2 separate regions of the Homo sapiens genome follow, and region 2 is linked to region 1. Evidence: chromatin contacts called from ENCODE Hi-C or POLR2A ChIA-PET data. All regions are on one chromosome and are shown on one strand. The core of a region is the stretch at or near the end of the contact, and the rest is flanking DNA. Distances in the headings are between cores, read along the strand shown.

The links. Hi-C counts contacts between places; a loop is a spot of excess contacts on that map. ChIA-PET counts read pairs that join two places held with the same protein, here RNA polymerase II (POLR2A). Pooled maps may share reads with other maps.
Region 2: a pooled map shows a loop between it and region 1 (2.4-fold over the local background). The contact joins the promoter of ARCN1 here to the enhancer-like site in region 1. A Hi-C loop is called at or near these places in 1 of 50 pooled maps. POLR2A ChIA-PET finds 5 or more read pairs at or near these places in 3 of 52 experiments (GM12878, activated B cell and activated CD4-positive, alpha-beta T cell).

The regions. Positions count from the first base shown.
Region 1 is chr11:118,895,131-118,901,995 of GRCh38, reverse strand. CXCR5 (C-X-C motif chemokine receptor 5) reads right to left here. Exons shown (of 2, transcript NM_001716.5): 2 at 4,209-6,865. BCL9L (BCL9 like) reads left to right here. Exons shown (of 10, transcript NM_001378213.1): 8 at 1-1,377; 9 at 1,798-2,079; 10 at 2,488-5,860. The coding sequence ends at 3,581. Among named protein-coding and RNA genes, the nearest start is that of MIR4492, 12 kb to the left of the region's middle. RefSeq lists enhancers at 3,347-3,854, 5,474-6,232. Within about 2 kb of position 5,592, at least 8 of the 41 ENCODE cell types and tissues checked have a DNase peak (open chromatin) inside an H3K27ac peak, as active enhancers do.
Region 2 is chr11:118,569,251-118,575,217 of GRCh38, reverse strand. ARCN1 (archain 1 coat protein complex I subunit delta) reads right to left here and starts at 2,809. Exons shown (of 10, transcript NM_001655.5): 1 at 2,668-2,809. The coding sequence starts at 2,670. It also overlaps a transcript of IFT46 not described here. RefSeq lists enhancers at 2,428-2,507, 3,018-3,147.

The DNA of each region.
Region 1 (6,865 bases), core at 4,343-6,842:
CCATGGATGTTCAAGATCCCATGCAGCTCCGGGGCGGACCTCCCTTTCCTGGGCCCCGTTTCCCAGGCAACCAGATACAACGGGTACCTGGGTTTGGGGGCATGCAGAGTATGCCCATGGAGGTGCCCATGAATGCCATGCAGAGGCCCGTGAGACCAGGCATGGGCTGGACCGAAGACTTGCCCCCTATGGGGGGACCCAGCAATTTTGCCCAGAACACCATGCCCTACCCAGGTGGGCAGGGTGAGGCGGAGCGATTCATGACTCCCCGGGTCCGTGAGGAGCTGCTGCGGCACCAGCTGCTGGAGAAGCGGTCGATGGGCATGCAGCGCCCCCTGGGCATGGCAGGCAGTGGCATGGGACAGAGCATGGAGATGGAGCGGATGATGCAGGCGCACCGACAGATGGATCCTGCCATGTTTCCCGGGCAGATGGCTGGTGGTGAGGGCCTGGCGGGCACTCCCATGGGCATGGAGTTTGGTGGAGGCCGGGGCCTCCTGAGCCCTCCCATGGGGCAGTCTGGGCTGAGGGAGGTGGACCCACCCATGGGGCCAGGCAACCTCAACATGAACATGAATGTCAACATGAACATGAACATGAACCTGAACGTGCAGATGACCCCGCAGCAGCAGATGCTGATGTCGCAGAAGATGCGGGGCCCTGGGGACTTGATGGGGCCCCAGGGCCTCAGTCCTGAGGAGATGGCCCGGGTTCGGGCCCAGAACAGCAGTGGCGTGATGGGCGGCCCGCAGAAGATGCTGATGCCTTCACAGTTTCCCAACCAGGGCCAGCAGGGATTCTCTGGAGGCCAGGGACCCTACCAAGCCATGTCCCAGGACATGGGCAATACCCAAGACATGTTCAGCCCTGATCAGAGCTCAATGCCCATGAGCAACGTGGGCACCACCCGGCTCAGCCACATGCCTCTGCCCCCTGCGTCCAATCCTCCTGGGACCGTGCATTCAGCCCCAAACCGGGGGCTAGGCAGGCGGCCTTCGGACCTCACCATCAGTATTAATCAGATGGGCTCACCGGGCATGGGGCACTTGAAGTCGCCCACCCTTAGCCAGGTGCACTCACCCCTGGTCACCTCGCCCTCTGCCAACCTCAAGTCACCCCAGACTCCCTCACAGATGGTGCCCTTGCCTTCTGCCAACCCGCCAGGACCTCTCAAGTCGCCCCAGGTCCTCGGCTCCTCCCTCAGTGTCCGTTCACCCACTGGCTCGCCCAGCAGGCTCAAGTCTCCTTCCATGGCGGTGCCTTCTCCAGGCTGGGTTGCCTCACCTAAGACGGCCATGCCCAGCCCGGGGGTCTCCCAGAACAAGCAGCCGCCTCTCAACATGAACTCTTCCACCACCCTGAGCAACATGGAACAGGGTGAGTCAATTGCGCAGGCAGGCAGGCAGGCAGGCAGGCAGGCGCTGAGCAGTGTGTCCATGCTGGGGCTGGGCAGTGAGTGAGTAAGGGCCTGTGTACCACGGGCCCAGAGGTGGATGGCTCTGCTTATGGGGCAGATGATGACATTTGTGGGCTTTCTCAGGGGGTACCACGTGAGTCTCCCAGGCATTTTGAGTGATCGTACTTGGGGCCTGGGATCTTCCCCTTGCCTGGGGCCCTGAGGCTGCAGGAATTGCTTGAAGACTGGTGGGCTCTGGAGATAGTGGGGGCCTGTGGGTGTGTCTGAAGGACCAGGTGATTTGGGGAACTGACCGCTTCCTAAACCTCCCCATATCCACAGCCAAACTCATCTGCCCCTCCCCAGTCACCCCTGCTCTCTTTGTCTCCCCGTTTCTGTAGGTACCCTCCCGCCTAGCGGCCCCCGGAGCAGCTCCTCAGCACCTCCCGCCAACCCTCCCAGCGGCCTCATGAACCCCAGCCTACCATTCACTTCCTCCCCAGACCCCACACCTTCCCAGAACCCCCTGTCACTGATGATGACCCAGATGTCCAAGTACGCCATGCCCAGCTCCACCCCGCTCTACCACAATGCCATCAAGACCATCGCCACCTCAGACGACGAGCTGCTGCCCGACCGGCCCCTGCTGCCCCCCCCACCACCACCGCAGGGCTCCGGGCCAGGTGCGAGGACAGGCCAGGGCCCCAGGGAGGCCAGCTGGTGTGGGCACTGGGAGCGGGGAGCACAGCTGTGGTTGTGCTGGCTTTTTTGTGCCTCTGAAGGCCCTGGGTGTGGGGGTGGAGGCTCCGGGATGCTGTTCCCACTCGCTGGAGTCATTAGGGAAACCCAGCCCAGAGCACTCGAGTGGTCTTTCCAACACCTGGTGGTGTGTCTGGCGAACTGGGCCAGAACTTGGTCTCTTGGCTTCTAGCATCAATGCCTCCAGTCCCTTCCCTCCCAGCCAGGGGAAGCCAGTGGTGAAGACTTTGACCTCTGGCACCCCCTGGCTTGGGAGTGGGGAAGGCCTGAGCCCTGCACCCTCCCCGAGCTGGGCACACCGTGCCTGACCCCCTGTCTTCTATTCCCTACAGGGATCAGCAACAGCCAGCCCAGCCAGATGCACCTGAACTCAGCCGCTGCCCAGAGCCCTATGGGCATGAACCTGCCAGGCCAGCAGCCCCTGTCCCATGAGCCCCCGCCCGCCATGCTGCCCTCCCCCACCCCTCTGGGCTCCAACATTCCACTGCATCCCAACGCACAGGGGACAGGGGGGCCCCCTCAAAACTCCATGATGATGGCCCCAGGGGGCCCCGACTCCCTGAATGCCCCCTGTGGCCCAGTGCCCAGCTCCTCCCAGATGATGCCCTTCCCCCCTCGGCTGCAGCAGCCCCATGGTGCCATGGCCCCCACTGGGGGTGGGGGCGGGGGGCCTGGCCTGCAGCAGCACTACCCGTCAGGCATGGCCCTGCCTCCCGAGGACCTGCCCAACCAGCCGCCAGGCCCCATGCCTCCCCAGCAGCACCTGATGGGCAAAGCCATGGCTGGGCGCATGGGCGACGCATACCCACCGGGTGTGCTCCCTGGGGTGGCATCAGTGCTGAACGACCCCGAGCTGAGCGAGGTGATCCGGCCCACCCCAACGGGGATCCCCGAGTTCGACTTGTCGAGGATCATCCCCTCTGAGAAGCCAAGCAGCACCCTCCAGTACTTCCCCAAGAGCGAGAACCAGCCCCCCAAGGCTCAGCCCCCTAATCTGCATCTCATGAACCTGCAGAACATGATGGCGGAGCAGACTCCCTCTCGGCCTCCCAACCTCCCAGGCCAGCAGGGCGTCCAGCGGGGGCTCAACATGTCCATGTGCCACCCTGGACAGATGTCCTTGCTGGGCAGGACAGGCGTGCCCCCACAGCAGGGGATGGTGCCCCATGGCCTGCACCAGGGGGTCATGTCCCCTCCACAAGGCCTCATGACCCAGCAGAATTTCATGCTGATGAAGCAGCGGGGCGTGGGGGGCGAGGTCTACAGCCAGCCGCCCCACATGCTCTCCCCGCAGGGCTCCCTCATGGGCCCCCCGCCCCAGCAGAACCTCATGGTGTCCCACCCCCTTCGGCAGCGCAGTGTGTCCCTGGACAGCCAGATGGGCTACCTCCCGGCACCAGGCGGCATGGCCAACCTGCCCTTCTAGAAGTCGCTGCCAGGGCTGGAGCCGGGGCAATGTTGCAAATACGATAACCTTAACAAAGTTCTTCCCCTCAATGTTGGGATGGCCTGGGTCGCGGGGTGGGGTGGAGGGGGTGGGAGGGGGCTTGTGTAGGGAGTGGCATTTGTGGAAACCAGATGTGCTGGCAGCTTAGGGGGAAGTGGCAGTGTGGGGTGGGGGATTTTGCATTGGGGTTGGTTCCATTTCGGCCACCAGGACTGCCCCTCCCCCACTCCTCCCAATTCCTATGGAGCCTCTCTATTTTACCTCTTTCCGTGCATCCCTGCACCCGCCACACCCCCTTCAGCTATGCTTTTGGAGTCCTGGATGGGAATCTGGGGGGAGAGAGGAAGGACAGGTCAGGTCTCCCCCAGCCCCTTCTGCTCCTGTCTCCTCGTGTCCGCATTGCTGGAGCTCCACCTCCCTCTTGGTTTCTCCGCACCCGCCCATTTTCCTTCTGTCTTTACCTGCTTCGTATCCTTTCCCTGCTGATGTGGCTGACCCCTCTCCCACCCCTCCCTGCAGGCGGCTGGCCAGGTGGGCAGGTGCCAGCCGGAGCTGTAAATAGAGCGCTGCGCTTTTGTGCTGGTTTGTGCGTGTGCTGTATTTCTGTGTTTTGATAGAAGTCACACAAAAAAAAAAGGATAAAAGAAACCCTTCCCCCCTTCTTCAAGTTATTGCTCCCTCCATTCCCCTGGACCCAGGGACATGCAGCCCTACATGGCCACCCACTGTTTGCAGTGTCTCTGGGTCCCTAAGGGATACCATTCCTGTCTCGTCCCCAAATGGTAAGATGACGTAAATGACCCACTCCTAAACTGAGGTCAGACCACCTAGGCTTCCACCTGGTGAGCCCTAGCAGGGCTGAGACCCCCAGGGCGGCAGCCTGTCTGCTGCTGAGTGATTCAGGGAGAACATGTGTGCACGTGCATGTGTGTTTGCCCACACCGGTGACACGGGGCCCTGGCTTTCCACTTTGGATGCCCGGGCATCCGCTGCTGCTACATCTTAGCCAGAACTTGAAGTCTTTTGTCCCAGTTTGGGATGAAGGAAAGGAGGAAGAGGCGGTGGCTGTGTGGCCCCCTTGAGTGGAGCCATGGAAGGGGTGGCATGGTGCCACTGGGGCCTGTGGCTGTAGTAGCCCTGGGCCAGGTAACCTCCAGGGCCCTGACTTTTCCAGAGGCTGCTGCCACCTACTTCTTATCAAAGAAGGGGGAGAACAGTTCATCTGAGTCAGTGCACCTCCCCTCCAGTCTCCACTCCCTGAGGATGGAATCGGGGAAACAGCATCCTGCCGCCTCCTCTCTGCCTGCCCACTCACCGGCAAGGTTGTCCCTCTGCCCAGGGCTCAGGGCCATGTACCAGATCTGTCTGTGCCCACCCAGGCACAGCCACTGCCTCCCCCTTGGCTCCCTGCTCCTACCCAGGAGAGCTCCCTATCCGCCTTTGGTCAGAGCTGAAGCCATATACGACTGGGTGTTTGTCCCCCTACTTTGGCCCCAGGAGTAAAAAAACTTCTCCTTTTCTCACTTCCTTTCCTGCCTCGGGAGGTGGCAGGGCAGTTCCCTGGCTGAGGCCTTTTGCGCCCCACCTCCAGGACCAAGGGCCATTCTAGACAGGGTGTCTTCTACCAGGACCCGTCCCTAGCCTTCCTGGCCTGGAGGGCCTGGTCTTGCACTGGCAGCTGTAATACAAAGGGAACTCGCCCCACTTCTCCCAGCCTGGTGCTGTCCTCTCGGCCCACCATCGGCCAGGTCCAGCGCTTCCTCTGGGGCTGACAACAGGCCCCTGACTCACCCCGGTCACCTCCCAGGGTCCATGGCCAGGGCCTCTGTGTTTGGGGGGCCACTTGCCCTTCATCCTGCCAGGCGCTTTGCCCGCCCTGCCTCAGCCTGGGCCCTGTGCCCTTGAGCCCTCCACCCCTGGCCCAAGACCCCCCCAAACTGTCTGACTCTGTGTTTCCTGCCCTGAGGAGAGAGGGGTCAGATTGCAGCGGGCCGAGTGCCCTCTCCGTCCCCTCTCCTCCCACCCACGCCACAGGCCAGCCTACTCTTCCCTCCATCCATGGCCACACCCCCAGCCATTTTGTACCATTATATAAATATATATATAAATATAAATATATAAATACAATATGTGAAGACATCTTCTTGGTTTTTATTTTGAAACAATTTTTAGGCTTGTTCCGGGGGTCTCTGTGCTGCCTGTACTGTATTGACCTGTTTTATAGGTGCCTTTTTATTAAAAAGAAAATTCAAAATCCAGCCTCTTGCCTCTTTGCATCTGCTTCAGACTCCCCCATCGATTACCCAGCTTGCGAGGAGATACTCAGAGAAAAAAGGGACGTCTTAGGGCTTCCTCGTTGTCCTGCCGTGAAGACACTCTCACGTGAGCCACAGCTGTTATTTCCCCAGTGGGGCCTCCCAAGGAGCTTGGCTGCTTGGCTTGAGTGGGACAAGGGCAGGGGTCCCTGACTCCCCACCTGATCAAAGGCTGGGGAGGTGGTAGGGAGCACCCAGAACTGCCGGACGGGCCTCCCACACCCCAGGTGAGCAAACAAGCACGGAGCAGCTTCCTGCGGTTCCATCTGAGTGACATCCTCACGGGGGCAGGGCACGGCTTCCTGGGGCCTGGGGACTTCCCTGCCTCAGTGTGTTTCTTACACTTCCCTGCCTAAGGTGATGCCACGGAGGGGATGGTTGAGATGACTCCCACGGGCCCCTTCCAGTCCACCTTTCTCCGTTCCGACTCTGAGTTTCCTCGGGTCTATAGCTTATGGGAAGGGAGTGAGGAGGGGACAAGCCAGCCTCCTTCCCCATCAATGCCCACAACCTCCCATCCCCTGGACCCAGCCACCCTAGGAGTTCTCCACCCCACCCCATCTCGCCTGGCGGAGGGGACCGCCGGGTTTGATTGATCCATCTCCCTCCTTGGGGTTCGGGAAGAAAGCTCTTTTCTTCCCTCTGTCGGGTTTCTTTCTTGCTTCTCGGCCTTCACGCTTCCTCAGGTCACTGGCTGGCCTCCAAGGGCACCTAGAGTCAGCCCTGCCTGCAGACCACCCAGGATCCGGTGACATGGGGTGGACCCAGCGCTGTTTCGGTCAGAGCCAGGGGCAGCTACCTGAACTCAACCAGTCTGAGCTTCCTGCTTGGTCAAGATGACTGCAGGCTTGGGGGCCTGGCAGAATGTCTGTGTTTTTAGGGACTGAGTTGTCCGAAGGCCACACTCTGCTGCCAGCTGGCCTTTCCTCAGCCTTAACCTCCACTCAT
Region 2 (5,967 bases), core at 1,560-4,059, 320 kb after region 1:
TCACGAGGTGAGGAGATCGAGACTATCCTGGCTAACATGGTGAAACCCCGTATCTACTAAAAATACAAAAAAGTAGTTGGGCGTGGTGGCAGGCGCCTGCAGTCCCAGCTACTCAGGAGGCTGAGGCAGGAGGATAGCTTGAACCCGGGAGGCAGAAGTTGCAGTGAGCTGAGATTGTGCCACTGCACTCCAGCCTGGAGACAGAGCGAGAATCCGTCTCGAAAACCAAACAAACAAGAAAAAAAGTCAGAACATGTTCTCATTAATTTGCAGAATACAAAAAAAAGATCAAATCAAGGCCCGCATGCCTACAGTCCCAGCTACTTGGGATATGGAGGCGGGAGGATTGCTTGAGGCTAGGAGTTCTAGGCCGCAGTGCACTATGATAGCGCCTGTGAATAGCTACTGCCCTCCAGCCTGGGCAACATAGTGAGACCCTGTCTCTTTAAAAAAAAAAAATCAAAAGATGCCTTTCTTTGTACTTTATTTTATGATGAAGTCATGAGAAAGCATTTGTTTCTGCATTTGTTCACTTATTTATCTATTGGAACTTTGCAGTCTAGGACATTCTGCACTTCAATAACTAAAGCCAAAGGGAATTTATTTTTTAAAAAATCAATGTTTACGTACTGATATCTGCAACTTACTTTGAAATGTATATTTTTTTTTAATGGAGAGAGGGATGGATGGATGATTAGATGCATGATAAAATATAGTGAAATGTTAGTTATAGAATCTAGTTGGTGGTTATATGGGTATTCACTACAAAGTTCTTTCAACTTTTCCAGATGTTGGAAAATTTCATAATGAAATGTTGAGCTAAAATAAACGCTGGAAATTTTGATACAACTTTTAGATAAAAATTTCACCCTATCTGGACATTTCTACTGTCCAGGGATCTGTTTGTAAAGGAGCAGGACCCAAAAACATTACACAGAAATCATACCAATGTCTTAACACTCTACAGAGCAGAATGTACTGAGATAAATTGTTCTCCAGAGTACACAAATCTGTGGGTATCTGGATCATGTTAAGTCCCAAATAATTCAGAAATATGTGACACAACTCTATGTATACGTACACATGTCAAAATAGCATGCAAAAGTTATATTTTATATATATCACGTAGGGCTTTACCATCCCTCAGTTATCAATGAATTAAAAATACTAAGTTCCAAGAACCTTTTAACAAAGAATATTTTTAGAAAGATTACCTTTATCTGGTTTATATAATACAAGACCTTAACTTTACTATTAAAATAAAAATATGCTCTAAAATGCATTATTAATTCCAGGGTGTAAACGGGAACTGAGTTTCAAAATCACTAACCAAATACAGAACCTCCTGGAGAAACTGAAAATACAAGTTTCTGGAAATTTTGTGTCCAACACAAAAATTTTAGGAGGCAAACCTGTTTGATGCAATTTATATACCTGAGGCTGAGAAAAGCTGTTCAGTGGCCTAAAGTCCAAGCATGAATTCCCCCCATTATCCAAGTTCTTATCTAAAGGGTTGTCAATAGAACTTATTAGGATTGCCACCAAATTACATTCTGCCATCTCTCAGGTACACTGGACGATGTTTTAAATCAAGTTATCTATTGACAAAAGAATAAAAAAGAACAGAACAGAACATCCTTCAAAAGACTAAAGGACATAAGGTGCACTGAAAAATAAATTACTAGCTTTTTTGAAACCAAAGAATGTCTACTACTTCATGAATATCCACAAATCACAGCGATAAAGGAAGATTGAGTGATGTCAGCAGTTCTGATTTCCTCCATCCTCAACCACATTAACCTTTCTCATCCTTGTAACAGATGAGTATACAAAGATAACGCATGGGAAGGCAAGTAACTGGTCTCGGAGGCTAACCCATCCCTCTTACTCCACCTCCTGTGAGACATCTGACTACGACATGCCACATACACATTTTTCTTCACCTGGACAATAAGTTCCTTGAAGGCAAACCCTGTGTTCTCTGGAACCTGCTCACATTTTCCCAGTGGTCTACACAGTGTATGTACCCCGAGTCACACTAACAAATGGACACAAGTGAGTTCTGCGGAAGTAGTGGAAGGTTTCAGAGACACTTGGGTCCTATACATTAGTGTTAGAAGTTACTCCTTTCCGCTCTGTGTCTCCATTTCCCCCTTCTGAACAAAAAGAAAAATTTCTGGACACCAGTGGATTTGCATTTCGAGTTATCAACGGCCTAGCAAACACCGGGGGTGGGAGACAAGCTCTGATTAACAGAAGGACCAGAACCTCCGGAGACAGGCCCAGCCTGCTGAGCCTAAGCGCCAGGGAACCGGCGGGACAGCATCAGTTCCGAGGTCCGCAGCCTGGGACCCGCACCACCACCACGAAGTTCTCGCAGAGCAAAAACGCCGGGCCGTCTCAGGGGCAGGTCCCAGCAAACGAGGGAGTCCAGCTGGTTGGGGGGTGGTGCGGAAGCGGGCACGACGACAGATGGACTGGAGTCAGCTCCATCGGATCTCCAGGAGACCGGGCACAGGAGGCCACACTGCTCCCCGAGCCCGGAGCAAAAGCACTCTGCCCTAGACCCTCAGGGCGGGGCTCCTCCGGCCCCTGCCCCAGGCCCGCCGACAAGGAGAGACGGTGAGGCTCGGACCCCAGGAGTTCGGGTCCTGGCTCGGATCTTACCATGGTGAGGGCGGTGGTGGGGCGCGCCCGCACTCCGGCTCCACTGGGGATAGGGGTAGGGTCTGGGGAACGGGAGCACCAGCAGCTCTGGACCTGCTGCCCCCTTGACAGGAACCGCTGCCGCTTCGCCTCTTGCCAAGATGGCGGCCCCAAGCCACGTCTTCAACCGGAAGCGGCGCAGGTCAAAGGGCGGGGGGGGGGGCGGGGCCTGTGGGCTGGGGAAATTGAGGGTACCCCGCTCCGGTTACGATTAAGCCCAGGAGGTGTAGGGGGCGTTCACCCTCCAGCTGTGGAACCTCGTATCTCTCCCCTTTCACTGTCATCGCCTTCATTTATTTTGCGTCACATCTTACAGTTTAACAAGCCGCTGGCACAGCCACTATTATTTAATATACAGGATAACCTGTGTGCCTAAAAGACCAGTATCCGGAATATATAAAGAACTTTTTTTTTTTTTTTTTGAGATGGAGTCTCACTCTGTCGCCCAGGCTGGAGTGCAATGGCGTGATCTCGGCTCACTGCAACCTCCACTTCCCAGGTTCAAGCGATTCTTCTGCCTCAGCCTCCGGAGTAGCTGGGATTACAGGCACGCGCCACACCACGCTCGGCTGTTTTTTGTATTTTTAGTTGAGACGGGGTTTCACCATGTCGGCCAGGCTAGCCTCAAACTTCTGACCCCAAGTGATCCGCCCGCCTCAGCCTCCCAATGTTGGGATTACAGGCGTCAGCCACCGCGCCTGGCCTAAGAACTCTTATAACTCAGCAATAAAAAGACAAATACAGTATTCCTGTCTAAAAATGGGCTTCATCTGCAAAATGGAGGGAGTAGAAAACACAAAATTAAAATGAGCAAAAGATTTGAATAGATATGTGTCCAAAGAAGATATATAAATGGCTAATATGCACATTAAGAAATGTTGAATATCCTTAGGGAAATGGAAATCAGACCCGTGGTGAGACGTCATTTCACACTCACTAGGATGGCTATCATAATAATTGTTGGTGAGGATGAATGTAAAATAGTGCAGCCACGTTGGAAAAGAGTTTGGCAGTTCCTCAAAAAGTTAAACAAAATTACCACATGACTGAGCAATTCCACTCATAGGTACATACCCAGGAGAACTGAATATATGTCAACACAAAAATGTGTACTCTAATGTTCATAGCAGCATTATTCATAGTAGCCAAAAAGTGGAGACAATCCAAACAAATCCATTCATCAATAGATGTGGCATATATATGCAATGGAATATTATTTAGTCACAAAAAGGAATAAAGTACTGACATGCTACAATATGGATGAACCTTGAGAATATTATGTGAAAAAAGACGGATACAATGGGGCACTCATATATGATTCCATTAATACGAAAGATCCAGAATAGAAGAAAATCCACAGAGACAGAAACTAGCTTAGTGATTTCCAGGGGCTCAGGAAGGGTAGGAATAGAGAGTGACAGTTAATTAGTGTAAGATTTATTTCTGGAATAATTAAAACATTCTGGAATTAAGCCAGGCATGGTGGCATGATCCTAGAGTCCCAGCTACTTGGGAGGCTGAGTTGGGAGGATGGCTTGAGACCAGGGGTTAAAGGTCAGCCTGTGCAAATTGTGAGACTTAGACTCTTAAAAAAAAAATAGTTCTGGAACTAGATAGAGGCAAATATACTAAAAACCACTAAATTGTATAATTTTAAAAGGTGAATTTTTATGATTTGTAAATTATATCTTTAAAAAAACATGCACTGGAAGCAGGGCAGTTGTGCTCATGTCCATTTTGTATATGAAGAAAATGGTGAAAAGTTTAAGTGACTTACCCAAAGTTTCTAAACCAGTATATGATGGAACCAAGACTCAAAATCTGTTCTTGTGATTCTCATGTTATTTCTTGTATGCCAAATTTCAGATTTTTCAGAGTATAGCTGATTCAGTAGTTCTTCCTTAAATCATTTTATCCTACATCCTTAGCTCAACCGAACAGCACTCATCCATATTAAACCTGTATGTCCACAATTAAGTATAATAGCAACTTTTAATTGAGTGCTTCATTTGTGTCAGGTACTTTACACATGTTATTTCCAATCTTTTACATCAATCCAAATAAAGATACTGAGGATCAAAAAAGTTAAGCATTTGTCCAAACTCACACAACTAGTAAGTGGTAGAGCCAAGTTCAAAGTCAGTTTTCTCCTGGCTGGGCGCGGTGGCTCACGCCTGTAATCCCAGCACTTTGGGAGGCTGAGGTGGGCGGATCACAAGGTCAAGAGATCGAGACCATCCTGGCCAACATGGTGAAACCCCATCTCTACTAAGAGTACAAAAAAAAAAAAATTAGCTGGGCATGGTGGCGCGTGCCTGTAGTCTCAGCTGTTCGGGAGGCTGAGGTGGGGGAATCCTTGAAGCTAGGAGGCGGAGGTTGGGTTGCAGTGAGCCGAGATCATGCCACTGCACTCCAGCGTGGCGACAGAGGGAGACTCCGTCTCAAAAAAAAAAAAAAAAAAAAAAAGCTGGGCGTGGTGTCTCATGCCTGTACTCCCAGCTATCTGGGAAGCTGAGGCATGAGAATTGGTTGAACCTGGGAGGCGGAGGTTGCAGTGAGTTGAGATCACAACACTGCCCTCCAGACTGGGCAACAGAGTAACACTCAGTCTCAAAACAAACAAACAAAAAAACAAAGTCAGCTTTTTCCATTAAAACACACTGCCTCTGTATCTCCTGTGTGTTCCCTAACATTTATTGAACACTTACAGCATACCAGCCATTACTCTAACTTCACACAGATTATCTCATTTAATCCTCACAAGAATCCTCTGAGATAGGTACCTTTATTGTCTCCATTTTACACATGAGGAAATCAAGGTACAGAGAAGAAAACTATCCCACCACAGGTCTCATGGCTAAAAAGTAGGTAAGCGAGGATTCAAACAAAGGCTGTTCAACTTTGGACTATACCCTTAAGCACTGCATTATAGACTTCTTGCTCTTACCCGTATCAATTCCATCTCCAATGGCCTTCTAATAGAAATCTTTAGAAAGCTCAAATATTTTTAAATTTTATATGTCTGGGAGGATATATGTCAAACTGTATTTTAAAGTTTTTTTTCATTAAAAAAACTTTTTTAGAGAGATGGGGGTCTTGCTATGTTGCCCAGGCTGGTCTCGAACTCCTGACCTCAAGCAGTACTCCCATCTTGTCCCCCCAAAGTTCTGGGATTGCAGGAATGAGCCACTGAGCCCAGTCAATATTTTAAAAAAAAAAATTTTTTTTTTTTGAGAAGGAGTTTCGCTTTTGTTGCCCGGG